Regions from separate parts of the Homo sapiens genome. Here all the other regions are linked to region 2. Evidence: chromatin contacts called from ENCODE Hi-C or POLR2A ChIA-PET data. All regions are on one chromosome and are shown on one strand. The core of a region is the stretch at or near the end of the contact, and the rest is flanking DNA. Distances in the headings are between cores, read along the strand shown. Region 1 overlaps PPTC7 (protein phosphatase targeting COQ7). Region 2 overlaps HVCN1 (hydrogen voltage gated channel 1). Region 3 has its middle 34 kb from the start of PPP1CC.

What was found. Hi-C counts contacts between places; a loop is a spot of excess contacts on that map. ChIA-PET counts read pairs that join two places held with the same protein, here RNA polymerase II (POLR2A). Pooled maps may share reads with other maps.
Region 1: a loop to region 2 is called in a pooled map, with 1.8 times the contacts of the local background. The contact joins two enhancer-like sites. A Hi-C loop is called at or near these places in 1 of 168 maps with a recorded cell type or tissue (B cell) and 4 of 50 pooled maps. POLR2A ChIA-PET finds 5 or more read pairs at or near these places in 2 of 52 experiments (A673 and CD4-positive, alpha-beta T cell).
Region 3: a map with no recorded cell type shows a loop between it and region 2 (18-fold over the local background). The contact joins two enhancer-like sites. A Hi-C loop is called at or near these places in 9 of 37 single-sample maps with no recorded cell type and 9 of 50 pooled maps. POLR2A ChIA-PET finds 5 or more read pairs at or near these places in 2 of 52 experiments (WTC11 and activated T-cell).

The regions. Positions count from the first base shown.
Region 1 is chr12:110,550,220-110,555,047 of GRCh38, reverse strand. PPTC7 (protein phosphatase targeting COQ7) reads left to right here. Exons shown (of 6, transcript NM_139283.2): 2 at 3,080-3,259. Among named protein-coding and RNA genes, the nearest start is that of PPTC7, 31 kb to the left of the region's middle. Within about 2 kb of position 2,462, at least 2 of the 41 ENCODE cell types and tissues checked have a DNase peak (open chromatin) inside an H3K27ac peak, as active enhancers do.
Region 2 is chr12:110,665,661-110,670,703 of GRCh38, reverse strand. All of the region lies in intron 3 of HVCN1 (hydrogen voltage gated channel 1), which reads left to right. LOC124903017 (a long non-coding RNA gene) reads right to left here. Exons shown (of 2, transcript XR_007063460.1): 2 at 1-583. Among named protein-coding and RNA genes, the nearest start is that of HVCN1, 21 kb to the left of the region's middle. RefSeq lists enhancers at 393-532, 1,583-1,682. Within about 2 kb of position 1,468, at least 5 of the 41 ENCODE cell types and tissues checked have a DNase peak (open chromatin) inside an H3K27ac peak, as active enhancers do.
Region 3 is chr12:110,774,909-110,779,691 of GRCh38, reverse strand. No RefSeq gene overlaps it. Among named protein-coding and RNA genes, the nearest start is that of PPP1CC, 34 kb to the right of the region's middle. RefSeq lists an enhancer at 2,895-3,234. Within about 2 kb of position 3,076, at least 2 of the 41 ENCODE cell types and tissues checked have a DNase peak (open chromatin) inside an H3K27ac peak, as active enhancers do.

The DNA of each region.
Region 1 (4,828 bases), core at 1,213-3,712, 120 kb after region 2:
TTGAATGTACAAAAAATAAATGTGTGTATGGGAAGGATGTTTCATGCTCAGAAAGTTTTAAAAATTAAAAAATCCCTGTTTTAAAAAATCATATGATACATGCTCATGATAAAAATAAAATTAATACAGAATGGTATGAAGTAAAAGGCAAAAATTCCCATTTTGTTCATGGATCGTTTTCAGTTCCTTATTTCTAAAGCAACCATTGCTAATATTTCTTATGGATCCTTCCAGAAAGGCCATTTAAAGCCTTAATAATGTATATTTTTGACATTTTCTCTCAGTGTCTTTGAATTTAGTAGATAGAAATTGGTTTTAGTGTTGGAAAGAATAGCTTGGTGTTTTGCAAGAGTTTGAGTAGAAGATTGTATGATGGCTTTGATATTTTATTGACTTTCATAAACACTAATTTCCTCTTGATAAAGGAGCTCTAAGCAGACTCTGAACTCATCAGCAACTCTTTGGGCCTACGAAAATCTCTATACTAGTACTATCCAGTAGAAATATAATGTGAGCCACATATGTAATTTTAAATTTCCTAATATTCATATTAACTAAAAATAAAAAGAGGCCAGGCATGGTGGCTCACGCCTGTAATCCAAGCATTTTGGGAGGCTGAGGCAGGAGGATCACTTGAGCCCAGGAGTTCAAAATAAGCCTGGGCAATACAGTGAGATCCTGACTCTGTATTGCCAGACAAACAAAAACTAGCTGGGTGTGGTGGCATGACCCCGTAGTCCTTGCTACTCAGGAGGCTGAGGTAGGAGGATCACTTAAGCCTGGGAGTTCAAGACTGCAATGAGCTGTGATTGTAACACTACACTCCAACCTGGACAACAGAACAAGCCACTGTCTCTAAAAATAATAATAGTTAATTTTTTAAAAGGTGAAATTTGGCCGGATGCAGTGGCCGATGCTTATAATCCCAGCACCTTGGGAGGCCGAGATGGGCAGATCACTTGAAGTCAGGAGTTTGAGACCAGCCTGGCCAACATGGCAAAACCCTGTCTCTACTAAAAATGCAAGTCAGGTGTGGTGTCGAGCACCTGTAGTCCCAGCTAGGGAGGCTGAAGCAGGAGAATCACTTGAACCTGGGAGGCAGAGGTTGCCATGAGCTGAGATCACGCCACTGTACTCCAGCAGCCTGGGCGACAGAGCGAGACTCTGTCTCAAAAAAAATAGGTAAATAAAGAAAGGTGAGCTCAGTCTTGATAATGCATTCTCTTTGGTGCATTATATCTAAAATATTCTTTTTCTGTTTCATTTTTTGAGACCAGGTCTTGCTGATCCACCCACGCTGGAGTGCAGTGGCGTAATCATGGCTCACGGTAGCCCCAACCACTGGGGCTCAAGCAGTCCTCCCGCCTCAGCCTCCTGAGTAGCTGGGACTACAGGTGCACACCACTATGCCTGGCTAATTTTTTTATTTTTAGTAGAGTCAGGGACTCACTGTGTTGTCCAAGCAGGTCTTGAACTCCTGAGCCCAAGTGATTCTCCCACCTTGGCCTCCCAACGTGCTGGGATTATTGGCATGAGCCACCATGCCTGGCCCAAAATACAATTTCAGTATGTAAGTAATGAATATAAAAATTAGAGATTTTGGGGGCCGGGCGCAGTGGCTCATGCCTGTAATCCCAGAACTTTGGGAGGCCGAGGCTGGCAGATCATGAGGTCAGGAGATGAGACCATCCTGGCTAACACGGTGAACCCCTTCTCTACTAAAAATACAAAAAAGCCAGGCGTGATGGCACGCACCTGTAGTCTCAGCTACTCGGGAGGCTGAGGCAGGAGAATCCCTTGAACCCAGGAGGCGGAGAGGTTGCGGTGAGCCGAGATCACGCCACTGCTCCAGCCTGGTGACAGAGCGATGGAGTTTCACTCTTGTTGCCCAGGGTGGGATGCAATGGCGCGATCTCGGCTCACCGCAACCTCCACTTCCCAGGTTCAAGCAATTCTCCAGCCTCAGCCTCCTGAGTAGCTGGGATTTCAGTTGCCTGCCACCACACCCATCTAATTTTTTGTATTTTTAGTAGAAACGGGGTTTCACCATGTTGGTCAGGCTGGTCTCGATCTCCTGACCTCAGGTGATCTACCTGCCTCAGCCTCCCAAAGAGATTTTACTTTTTTTCATACTAAGTTTTCAAAATCCACTGTGTGTGGTTTTGTTTGTTTGTTTGTTTTTTTGAGACGGAGTCTCGCCCCATTGCCCAGGCTGGAGTGAAGTGGCACGATCTTGGCTCACTGCAAGCTCTGCCTCGCGGGTTCACACCAATCTCCTCCCTCAGCCTCCCAAGTAGCTGGGACTACAGGCGCCTGCCACCACGCCTGGCTAATTTTTTGTATTTTTAGTAGAGACGGGGTTTCACTGAGTTAGCCAGGACAGTCTCGATCTCCTGACCTCGTGATCCGCCCGCCTCGGCCTCCCAGAGTGCTGGGATTACAGGCGTGAGCCACCGCGCCCGGCCCACTGTATGTTTTATACTTAGAGCATGTCTCAAGTTGGGCTTCCCTCATTTCGGGTGCTCAGTAACCATGTAAGGAATGGCTGTTGTATTGTACAGTACCGCCCTCTACAGGGTAGAAGGAGAGGGGATGGGATATGTTCTCAGTTTTGTTCTTTATTTCCCAGCGATTGACCAATGTTTGGAGTTAAAAGGTTGCCGCTTTTGATGTTCTTTGTGATCTCCAGCTCTGACTGAATTGTATCGTCACTAGCATCAGCACTTTGCTTAAAAATCAATTTTCATTCTTATAAAAGACAAAGTATTAATGACACAAATATGTCTATACACAGATGCTAATCCTGCTGAAATTGAACTCTTGGCTGGTAGGCAATGCCACCCTGTGGTAGCTCAAAAGTTTATTCATCAATATATGAAAGGCCAAATTCTAAGTAGTGAATGTGGCTTAGGAGTGTTAGTGTAGAATACATTAAACGTGAGTGCTTTTTATTCTGAATTTTGGAGTGAATGTATGTAGTAGCATGTAGTGAAATTAACTGTTAGGAGAAAACAGAGGTAAGAATTCCTGAGAAGTTGGTAAGATTGTTCTTTTACTGTAATTTTTGTTTTTTCTTCAGGGGTTGCAGATGGTGTAGGAGGCTGGAGAGACTATGGAGTTGATCCATCTCAATTCTCAGGGACTTTAATGCGGACGTGTGAACGTTTAGTAAAAGAAGGACGGTTCGTACCTAGTAATCCCATTGGAATTCTCACCACAAGCTACTGTGAGTTGCTGCAAAATAAAGTCCCTTTGCTCGGTAAGTGGGTATCTTATGTGTTTTCCTCTAAAGAAGCCCCCTAGATAGTTAAAAACAAAACCAAGAAAATCATTTATCGGACCAGCTTTTTTCTGAGGCTCTTCCTACTAAGCAGAGTGTGATAGAGAAACTATAGGCTAACCGCTGGGCGCAGTGGCTCACGCCTGTAATCCCAGCACTTTGGGAGGCTGAGGTGGGCAGATCACCTGAGGTCGGGAATTCGAGACCAGCCTGACCAACATAGAGAAACCCCATCTCTACTAAAAATACAAAAATTAGCCAGGCATGGTGGCGCATGCCTGTAATCCCAGCTACTTGGGAGGCTGAGGCAGGAGAATCACTTGAACCCCGGGAGGTGGATGTTGCGGTGTGCCGAGATGGCGCCATTGCACCCCAGCCTGGGCCACAAGAGTGAAACTCCATCTCCAAAAAATAAAAGAGAAACTATAGGCTAACCAGAATACGTAGTACTGCTTGGAGGGAATGTGGATAGGTACAGCCACTTCGGAAAACAATTTGGTATTAAATATGAACATATAGTATGCCACAGCAGTTGCACTTCTAGGTGTTTACCCTAGACTAGAGAAACTCTTGCACAATACGTGAACCAAAAGATAGGTATGAGAATGTTCTCAAAATGTTGCCAATAGCAGAGAACTGGGGACAACCTAAAAGTCTATCTGTTGTAGAAAAATGCATTGTGAAAAGAAACGACTTAAAGCTGCATGTTCTACTCAGGAACATGTTGTGAAGGGAAGAGAGAACATTGCAGAATTCCACCTGACAGTCTGATTCCATATATTTCAAGTTTAGAAACATAAAAAGTTAAAACTGTATTGTTGAGGGATTCTAAAATTTGGTAAAAGAAGAAAGAAGAGCAAGAGGAAAGAAAAGAAATGGTCTGGCCTGCAAAATTCAGTTCATTACCTGTGATGAGTTCAAGTTGTGTTTGGTCACCCCACACTGCTAACAGGTGATTAGTCGGTGAAATAACTTGGCACAAATTAGATCCCCGATAATCTTGTATTAGAAAACTTAAAACCAAGTATTTAGGGTTTGTTTATGTGGTATGCTAATGGAGCATCCTTTGGCCAGGCCTCTACGTTTGTTTGTTACATGATTTCCTGGGAACTTACCCAGCCTTCTAAGCAGTCTCTCAGAGAGGGTATTATTACGTTTCTGCTCATAGCCAGCATCTTTCTAGTTACTAGAAGGCCTCCTTCCCAGTCACCATTGACATTTAAAATCAGCCCCTGTTCGGCCAGGGGCGGCAGCTCACGCCTGTAATCCCAACACTTTGGGAGGCCGAGGTGGGCGGATCATGAGGTCAGGAGATTGAGACCATCGTGGCTAACACAGTGAAACCCTGTCTCTACTAAAAATACAAAAAATTAGCCGGGTGTGGTGGTGGGCACCTGTGGTCCCAGCTACTTAGGAGGCTGAGTCAAGAGAATGGTGTGAACCTGGGAGGCGGAGCTTGCAGTGAGCCAAAATCGCGCCACTGCACTCCAGCGTGGGCGACAGAGCAAGACTCCATCTCCAAAAAAAAAAAAAAAAAAAAAAAATCAG
Region 2 (5,043 bases), core at 219-2,718:
CACTGGCTGCCTGGCTTTCTGTCAGCTGTGTTTTCTAGAACATAGTCTCCAAGTCATGGAGCCCAGGGGCAGATCCTGCTTTTCCAGTTCCCCACAGTGTGTGACCTTGGACAAGGCCCCCCCTCACCAGGACCCTAAAGGATGGCCTCAACCTCAGGGTTGTTAGGAATTGAAATGAAATAGTGCATGGAAGGAAGTTAGCAGCATGCTGAGATGATATGAGGTGTGATAAAATAAGCAACCATAGTAATACACGTTGCTGCCATTGTGTCTTAGAGTTTTGGGGTGAGGGTGGTTAATATGCAAATCAAGTCCCCCAAAATAGCTCTGGGAGGGAACAGGGAAATGCAAACTGAAGGGACATCAGGCCATGGGAGTTGGGAGTTGGCTGACTTTCTTAAAAAGTACCTTTTTCTCCGATTGTCAGATAACAATGAACTAGGGACTTTCCCCCTCCCACAGATGGCGGCTTCTGAGCCTGTAAAAATAGGCATCCACAAAATGCTTTTCTCTCCTTCGCTTCTAGGTCTGTCTTTTTCACTTTCCCCTTCTCTCCCAGATGGTAGTTTTTCTGGTCTAATACCTGTAAAAGAGGTCAGCAATATGTTTACCTTGAAGGAGTAGTGCCTAAGATTTTGTTAATCCATTCATTTATTAACCATTTCTTTTTTCTTTTTTTTGAGATGGAGTCTCGCTCTGTCACCCAGGCTGGAGTGCAGGGGCGCAATCTTGGCTCACTGCAGCCTCAGCCTCCCAGGTAGCTGGGATTACAGGCATGTGCCACCATGCCTGGCTAATTTTTGTATTTTTAGTAGAGATGGGGTTTCACCCTGTTGGTCAGGCTGGTCTCGAGCTCCTGACATCAGGTGATCTGCCCGTCTCGGCCTCCCAAAGTGCTAGGATTACAGGCTTGAGCCACCGCGCCCGGCCTCTTAACCACTTCTTGAGCCTCTCCCTGTGACTGAGGAAGAGTCTCTGCCCTCCCAGCGTTCACAGCCCAATGTGGTGGGGACAGTGTCTCAGTGGTTGTTAAGACAGTGTGACGTACACCCCAACTGGGGTGAGGGAGAATTAAAGAAGGCCTCCCAGGGAAGGTAAAATCTAGGTGTAAGACCTGGAAGATAGATGGGATGGGGACAGGCCATGCGGAGTCCTGGAAGCAAGAGAGCGTGGTCCGCTCTAGAACTGCAAGTTCCATGTGGCTGGAGGCTGGCAGAGGCAGGGTGCTAGGAAGGAATAAGGCTGGCAGGGAGACCAGGGCCTGGGGAAGCCAAGAGAGCTGGGACTCGATCCTGAAGGCAGTTGTGGGCATGGAGGTCGCTGCACAGCAGGGACACAGTCAGGTTGGCATTGGAGAAGGAGGACCCTGGCTGCAGGCAGGTGGAGGGAGGGTCAGGGCAGGTTCTGGTGAGGGAGAGGGGACGATGGAGTGCCAGCCAGGTTCAGGAAGTGAAACCGATGGGGTGTGAGGGAGAAGGAGGAGCCAAGGACGATTTTCTGTTCTTGGCCTGGGCAGCCAGGTAAGTGACAGCGTGCCCTAGGGGATGTGGAAGGAGGAGTGGACTGGGAGAGAAAGGTAAGAAATCAGGTCAGTTGGGTCACAGCAAACCAATGACCCAGCAGGATCTTGAACATCAGACTGGAGTCTTTGATTTGAACGTGAACGGCACCGAGAACACAGCTGTGCTAAGGCCCCCAAAGAGAGAGTCACCGGCCCAAGGACAGGGTCAAGGCTGAGGTCTCCAGGACTCCTGGTATGGGGCAGGGACATGGTACAGGAAGCTGAGGAGGGTGGCCAGAGATAGCAGGAGAAGCAGGGGGCGAGATTGCCAAGCACAGCAGATTCAACAGCGTCAAAGAGTGTGGGACCGTCAGGCAGGTTGGAGCCACGGTCACAGGTTTTGATATGGAAAGGTGACCGCAGAGGAGCATCAGGGTACAGTGGGGACAGCAAGGATTCTTGCATGGGAGATGGAGCTGTGGGGGTGTCCCGCATCAGCAACTCCACCTGTAGACTTTTGGGGTTATAAGTGACAGAAACACAGCTCAGTGTCACTTAAGCCACAAAGCGGCTGTATCAGCTCATGTAACTTAACAGCCTGAGGGATGCAGAGGCAGGCAGTGGGCAGAGAAATGAAATATCCAAGGATGGTGATGAAGCTGGAGGAGAAGAGTTTTGGGGTTTTTTGTTTTGTTTTCTTGAGACAGTCTCACTCTGTCACCCAGGCTGGAGTGCAGTGGCATGATCTTGGCTCACTGCAACCTCTGCCTCCTAGGTTCAAGCAATTTTCATGCCTCAGCCTCCCAAGTAGCTGGGATTACAAGTGCCCACCACCACGCCTGGCTATTTTTTTGTTTGTTTTTAATAGAGATGGGGTTTCGCCATGTTGGTCAGGCTGGTCTCAAACTCTTGACCTGAAGTGATCTGCCCATCTTGGCCTCCCAAAGTGCTGGGATTGCAGATGTGAGTCACCATGCCCAGGTGAGTTTTTGTTGTTAAGGGATGATCATAGCTGGCACTTCCAGAGCTGGGGGCTGCTCTGAGCCAGGCACCGAGGCAGGTGCTCTGTACGCCACACTACTAAAATTACAAAAATTAGCCGGGCGTGGTGGCAGGATCAGTCTGTCCATGAATGCTAGGAGTCTGGAGTGCATGGTGAAGCTGCTGAGGCCCACCACATTCTCTTGATCAACCCTATCTTTGCCCTTTTCTGGAGCTTTTCTGCTTCTGGCATGACAGACTTTTGACTGAAAACCAGAAATGTTTTCTGCTCTGCTGAGTGCCCTAGATATTTTCATCCCAAATTACTAAAAGTTGCTTCTTCACCAGTTGCAAGGTTTCAGAAAGAAAAATTTCCTCTTCTGTAAAATATAAATGCGGTTTTTGCAAAGTACCTTGAGGTTCCCACACTACTGAGAAATAGGACAGGCTGCTCTTGTCTGCCAGGTAAGGTGTTTCCAAAGGAAAGTATGGGGTCAGGCATGGGCTCATGCCTGTAATCCCAGAACTTTGGGAGGCCGAGGCGGGTGGATCACTTGAGCCCAGGAGTTTGAGACCAGCCTGGGCAACATAGCAAAACCCTGCCTCTACAAAAAAATACAAAAAATTAGCTGAGCGTGATGGTATGTGCCTATAGTTCCAGCTACTCAGGAGGCTTTTGTGGGAGGATCGCTTGATCCCGGGAGGTCAAGGCTGCAGTGAACCGTGATCGCACACTACAGTCCAGCCTGGGTGACAGAGCGAGACCCTATCTCAAAAAAGGGAATTATGGCCAGGCACGGTGGCTCACGCGTGTAATCCCAGCACTTTGGGAGGCAGAGGCGGGCGGATCACCTGAGGTCAGGAGTTCGAGACCAGCTTGGCCAACATGGTGAAACCCTGTCTCTACTAAAATTACAAAACTTAGCCAGGTGTGTTGGCAGCGCCTGTAATCCAAGCTACTCGGGAGGCTGAGGCAGGAGAATCACTTGAACCCAGGAGGTGGAGGTTGCAGTGAGCCGAGATCATGCCACTGCACTCCAGCATGGGGAGCAAGAACAAGACTTTGTCTCAAAAAGAAAGGAATTATGGCCAGTGGCTGCCTGGAGAGCTTCAGTATACCCTGGCGCTGGCCCTGGCCAGCCCTGGGAGTCCAGAGATGTTTGGTCCGGCCGAGATGAGCCCAGCATGGGAGATGAGGTACCAGTGCCCTCAGCCAACAGGTGCATGATGGGCTTCTGCTCAAGGTCAGGTGTCATACAAGACTCAGGGGACACAGACCCTGCCTTCATGTGAGGTAAATGCTAGGAGGGATAAAAATATGTGGCTGCACATAACAGTTTCTAGTTAGAAACTAGGATGAGGGCTCTCGAAGGAAAAGTGGGAGGAGAGGTTATAAATGGGAGGGGAACTGATTTAGGTTTTAGGGGTGAGGGAGGGCCTCTTTGAGGAACTGACATTTTAGCTGACATTTCAAGCATAAGCAAGAGTAAGCGAAGCTCGGATTGGGGAGAAGAGTATTCCAGGTTGAGGGAACAGCCTGTGTGATGGCTCAGTGTGGAGCATCAGAGGGACAGAAGGGTGGCTGGAGTGTGGCGAGGAGGCTGTGGGGAAGGAGAGATGCCAGTTCCTGGAGGGCCATGCACTACAAGTACACATGTTAAACTAGTAGATATGGTCCCTGGGGCTCTGTTTATTTTTCCTTTCAGCTTTTTTTTCTCCCTGTGTTTCCAGTTGATGTTTTTTATTGCCCTGTCTTTAAGTTCATTGATCTTTTCTTTTCTTTTCTTTTCTTTTCTTTTTAGGCGGAGTCTCACTCTGTCGCCCAGGCTGGAGTGCAGTGGCACGATCTCGGCTCACTGCAACCTCCATCTCCTGGGTTCACGCCATTCTCCTGCCTCAGCCTCCTGAGTAGCTGGGACTACAGGCGCTGGCCACTATGCCTGGCTAATTTTTTTGTATTTTTTTTTAGTAGAGATGGGGTTTCACCATGTTAGCCAGGATGGTCTCAATCTCCTGACCTTGTGATCCGCCCGCCTCAGCCTCCCAAAGTGCTGGGATTACAGGCATGAGCCACTGTGCCCAGCCTCATTGATCTTTTCTTTGGTAATATGTTATCAGCTGTTAAGCCCATCCAGTGATTTTTCATTTCGTATATATACTTTTCAGTTCTAAAATATCCATCTGGATCTTTTTTTTTTTTTCCTTCTTTTTTTGTGAGATGGAGATTCACTCTTGTTGCCCAGGCTGGAGTGCAATGGTGCAATCTCGGCTTACCGCAACCTCCACCTCCCGGGTTCAAGTGATTCTCCTGCCTCAGCCTCCTGAGTAGCTGGGATTACAGGCATGTGCCACGATGCACAGTTAATTTTGTATTTTTAGTAGAGATGGGGTTTCTCCACATTGGTCAGGCTGGTCTTGAACTCCTGACCTCAGGTGATCTGCCCACCTCGACCTCCCAAAGTGATGGGATTACATGAGTGAGCCACCATGCCTAGCCAGCTGGATCTTTTTTGTAGATTCCATTTCTGTATTAAGATTTTTATTTGCTCCCTCATTAAGTT
Region 3 (4,783 bases), core at 1,827-4,326, 110 kb before region 2:
TGAACTCCGGATCTCAAGTGATCTGCCTGCCTCGGCCTCCCAAAGTGCTGGGATTACAGGTGTGAGCCACCGTGCCCAGCTGTCTCTGACTTTCTTTGTCTCCATCTCTGTATGTGGATCCCTCATTCTCAATCTTTGTCTATTTCTCTCTTACGCTGTATGTTGTATATGACCGACTTTCTCTATGTGACTCTATATCATCTAGCTTTCTTTTTCTGTCTGTCTCTCTCTCTGTGAAGTTTATCTTTCTGTCTCTGTGTTTCCCTATCCCTCCATGTCAGTTTCTCTTGATTTTCCTCTCCCTTTCTCCATTTCTCTCTGTCTCTCTCTCTCTCTGCTCTTTTCCCTCCCCTGACCCCTTGCCTCCAATCCACCCCCATTTCTCTTTTTTCCCTCCCTTTTCCCCTCCTCTAGAGTCTCAAGATTGGGGCCAGGCAGCAAGACAGTGAATATAAAGTGAAAAGTCACCTGGAGATTTCCAGGCCACCAGATGTGCAACGTATTCAGACAGAACAGCTGGATCATTTAACAGCTTCCTTGTTTTCCCCCAGAACATCCGCTGCGGGGGTGTCTCACACAGCATATCTACATGAAGACACGCAGGTGTGTGCCCCCGTGTGTTGCCTCATGAGACCCTGTGCAAAAGTCACCATTGTCTGAAAGCCCCACTTGTATCCTTTAATGTAATCTGATTCAAATTTCTTCCCCTGCAACTTCCCTCTTTTCCTCTTCTTACATAACATAGCTAAAAAACCTGGTGCTGTTTAATCATCTCAGATACCTTCCACTGGCTTCCTGTGATCTTCAAGTGATCTTGTGAGTGAGGTGTTTGGAAAGATGAGACAAAATGAGGAAGAAAGTCTAAAGAAAGCCCTGGAGAGAGCTGGAAAGAAAACCCTCAAATTCAGCGCCAATCATGGTGGCTCACACCTGTAATCCCAGCACTTTGGGAGGCCAAGGTGGGTGGATTGCTTGAGACCAGGAGTTCGAGACCAGCCTGACCAACATGATGAAATCCCTTCTCTACTAAAAATACAAAAATTATCCTGGCATGGTGGTGGGCACCTGTAATCCCAACTACTCAGGAGGCTGAGGTGGGAGAATTGCTTGAACCCAGGAGGTGGAGGTTACAGTAAGCCGAGATCACACCACTACACTCAAGCCTGGGCGATGCAGCAAGACCCTGTCTCAAAAAAACAAAAACAAAAGCAAATACAAAACTCAAATTCAGGGCACTGCATTGTTCTTGGCCCCATTATACAGATGAAAGAACTCTAGGGTCCAAAAGCTCAAAAGAACCTGTACTCCAACCCCAAACTCCTAGCTCTTATCATGCAACTCAACTGCCAGCATCACAGACAAAGCAAAGCTGGAAAAGACCTCACACATGGGGCTGCATGGTGCAGAGAGCATTGCCTCAGCCTCTCATGTCGGCTAGACAACACTGAGTTCAAATCCCTTTCCTGGGACTTAGAAGCTGCCGACTTGGGCAAGCCGTGTCAGCTCTCTGAGCCTCGGTTTCCTTATCTATAGAATGGTAATAATAACAGTATCTCGACCAGGCGTGGTGGCTCACACCTGTAATCCTAGCACTTTGGGAGGCTGAAGCAGGGGATCACCTGAGGTCAGGAGTTCGAGACCAGCATGACCAACATGGTGAAACCCCGTCTCTACTAAAAATACAAAAATTAGCTGGGTGTGGTGGCGGGCACCTGTAATCCCAGCTACTCGGCAGTCTGAGGCAGGAGAATCACTTGAAGCCGGGAGGCAGAGGTTGTAGTGAGCCGAGATCGTGCCATTGCACTCCAGCCTGGGCGACAGAACGAGACTCCGTCTCAAGATAGTAATAATAACAACAACAACAACAGTATCTCTCTCTCAGAGGGGTGTTGTGAAGATCTGATGAAACGAGACATGTAGAGTTCCGAAATGATAGTAAGGACTAGAAAATGTATGTTGTTGTTAGAATTAGTACAAAACTGAGGCCCAAGTTTACACAAATTAGGTAATGGCAGATCCAGGCTTAGCAGCTGGTCTTGCAGCTCTCACTCCAGCATATTATTTCCTTTTTTTTTCTTCTTGAGATGGAGTCTCGCTCTGTCGCCCAGGCTAGAATGCAGTGGCGTGATCTCAGCTCACTGCAACCTCCGCCTCCCAGGTTCAAGCGATTCTCCTGCCTCAGCCTCCTGAGTAGCTACGACTAGAGGGGTGCGCCACCGCGCCTGGCAAATTTTTTCTATATTTAGTAGAGATAGGGTTTCATCATGTTGGCCAGGCTGGTCTCAAACTCTTGACCTCAAGTGATCTGCCCGCCTCGACCTCCCAAAGTGCTGGGATTACAGACGTGAGCCACCGCAGCTCTTGTATTTTCACCAAGAGAGTTTCTTGCTACTTACTCTTCCACCAAAAACAGTGATAATACTAATTATTTTAGTTATTACAGCTGAGACTCTGTGTTCCAGATCCCATCTTAACACCTTACACCTGCTCATCAAATCATTGTGACAACCTTGTAACATAGGTCCCATCATTATCCTTAGTTTATAGATGAGGAAACTGAGGCCCAGAAAGCAAGAGAACCTTGCCCAAGGTCACACAGCTAGTAGACAGCAGGGCTAGGATGCAAAGGCAGGCAGCCGGCCCCAGAGTCCACCTTGTAATCTCTGCACTCACTGCTTTCCATTAAACTTCTTGGGGATTTACCGCAAATCATGGTTACTTTTCTTTACTATTATCTCTATATATATATCAATTGACTTTCACTTACACAAGTAATATGTGAATGAATACATTCTAAAAAACAAAAACAAAATTAGGGCATGACTGACAAAACTAAACTCTGCTTGGACATTACTCTTATTTTCCACTGTGAGTAGTTTGGTAAGAATCCTCTCAGCCTTTTGCCTACACGTTTACATATGTACTTTACTGCCACTTTGCATACTCTTCCCACTGGGCCTCTAGAAAACAGTAGCTGAGACGGCAAACTTGAGACTGAAGAAAGGTTGTGGGGGCTGGAGATGGTATCACTTTCTGTTTTCTGTAGATCAGTTACCTATAAATATTCTGAAAGCTTCCCGGCAGGTGACTCAGCCAATGGGCCAGAGAGTTGGATGCATAATTAGGTTTCCTTGGCTATCTGCAGAGACAAAACCAGAGAAGGTGGGCTGTCTCTATCCAATATGGCTGCCACTCACCAAATGGGGTTTTGGGCCCTTGAAATGTGGCTTGTCCGAACTGAGATGGGATATAAGTGCAAAATACCAGATTTTGTAGCCTTATACAAAAAAAAAAAAAGAGGATAACATAGCTCATGCTTTTTTAAAAAAAACCTTTCCTATGGTGCTAAATTAATTTCTTTTCTTTCTTTCTTTCTTTCATTCATTTTCTTTCCTTCCTTCTTTCTTTTTTTTCTTATTTCTATGAGTCAGGGTTTCACTCTGTCACCCAAGCTGTAATGGCCTCACAAGTAGCTGGGACTTGTGTATGTGTAATCACTTCTAGCTAATTTTCTTTACTTCCTTCCTTCCTTTCTTTCTTTCTTTCTTTCTTTTCTTTCTTTCGAAACAGGGTTTCACTATGTTGCCCAGACTGGTCTCAAATTCCTGGCTTCAAGCAATCCTCTCACTTTGGCCTCCCAAAGTGCTAGGATTACAGGCATGAGCCACTGCACCTAGCCTTGAAATACTTTCTTTTTTTTCTCTCTCTCTTTTTTTTTTTGAGATGGACTGTCTTGTCACCCAGGCTGGAGTACAATGGCATGATCTTGGCTCACTATAACCTCCACCTCCCAGATTCAAGCTATTCTACTGCCTCAGCCTCTCAAGTAGTTGGGATTACAGGTGCCTACCACCGTGCCCGGCTAATTTTTGTATTTTTAGTAGAGACGGGGTTTCACCATGTTGGCCAGGCTGGTCTTGAACTCCTGACCTCAGGTGATCCACCCGACTCGGCCTCCCAAAGTGCCAGGATTACAGGCATGAGCCACTGTGCCCGACCAGAATGCTTTCTTTATATTGATTACGTGTTAAAATGGTCATTTTTAAAATATATCAGGTTAAATTAAATATATCATTTAAATTAACTTCAGCTTTTTTAATGAGGCTACTGGAAAAATTAAAAGTCCATATGTGGTTTGAATTCTTTTTTTTTTTTTTTAAACACACTCTGTTGCCCAGGCTGGAGTGCAGTGGCGAGATCTTGGCTCCCTGCAACCTCTGCCTCCCAGATTCAAGCGATTCTCCCGCCTCAACCTCCCAAGTAGCTGGGACTACAGGCGCCCACCATCACACCTGGCTAATTTTTGTATTTTTAGTTGAGAGGGGGTTTCACCATGTTAGCCAGGCTGGTCTCGAACTCCCGGCCTCAAGGGATCCATCCGCCTTGGCCTCCCACAGTGCTGGGATTACAGGCGTGAGCCACCGTGCCCGGCCTTGAATTCTATTTCTAATGGATAGCGCTGTTCTAAACAGTTGCTTGAGGAGACACTATTTTAAAAAATTATCTGAGAATGGTAATGATAGTTCGATTGTATCAGGTGCTCTAAGATGAGGTTGCAGGCTAAACACTTCCCATTGCTTATCTCTTCCATTCCTTCACAACAGTTGCATGAGCTAAGCACTATTCTTACCTCCATTTTGCAGAGGAGGAAACTGAAGCTCAGAGAAGTGAAGTCATTTGCCCAAGGTCACACAGCCAGGAAGCAGCCAAGCAGCAATCTGAACACATCCCTCAAGGGATTAACCCTGTGGATGACAGGACAAGAAAACCATTCACAGGGACC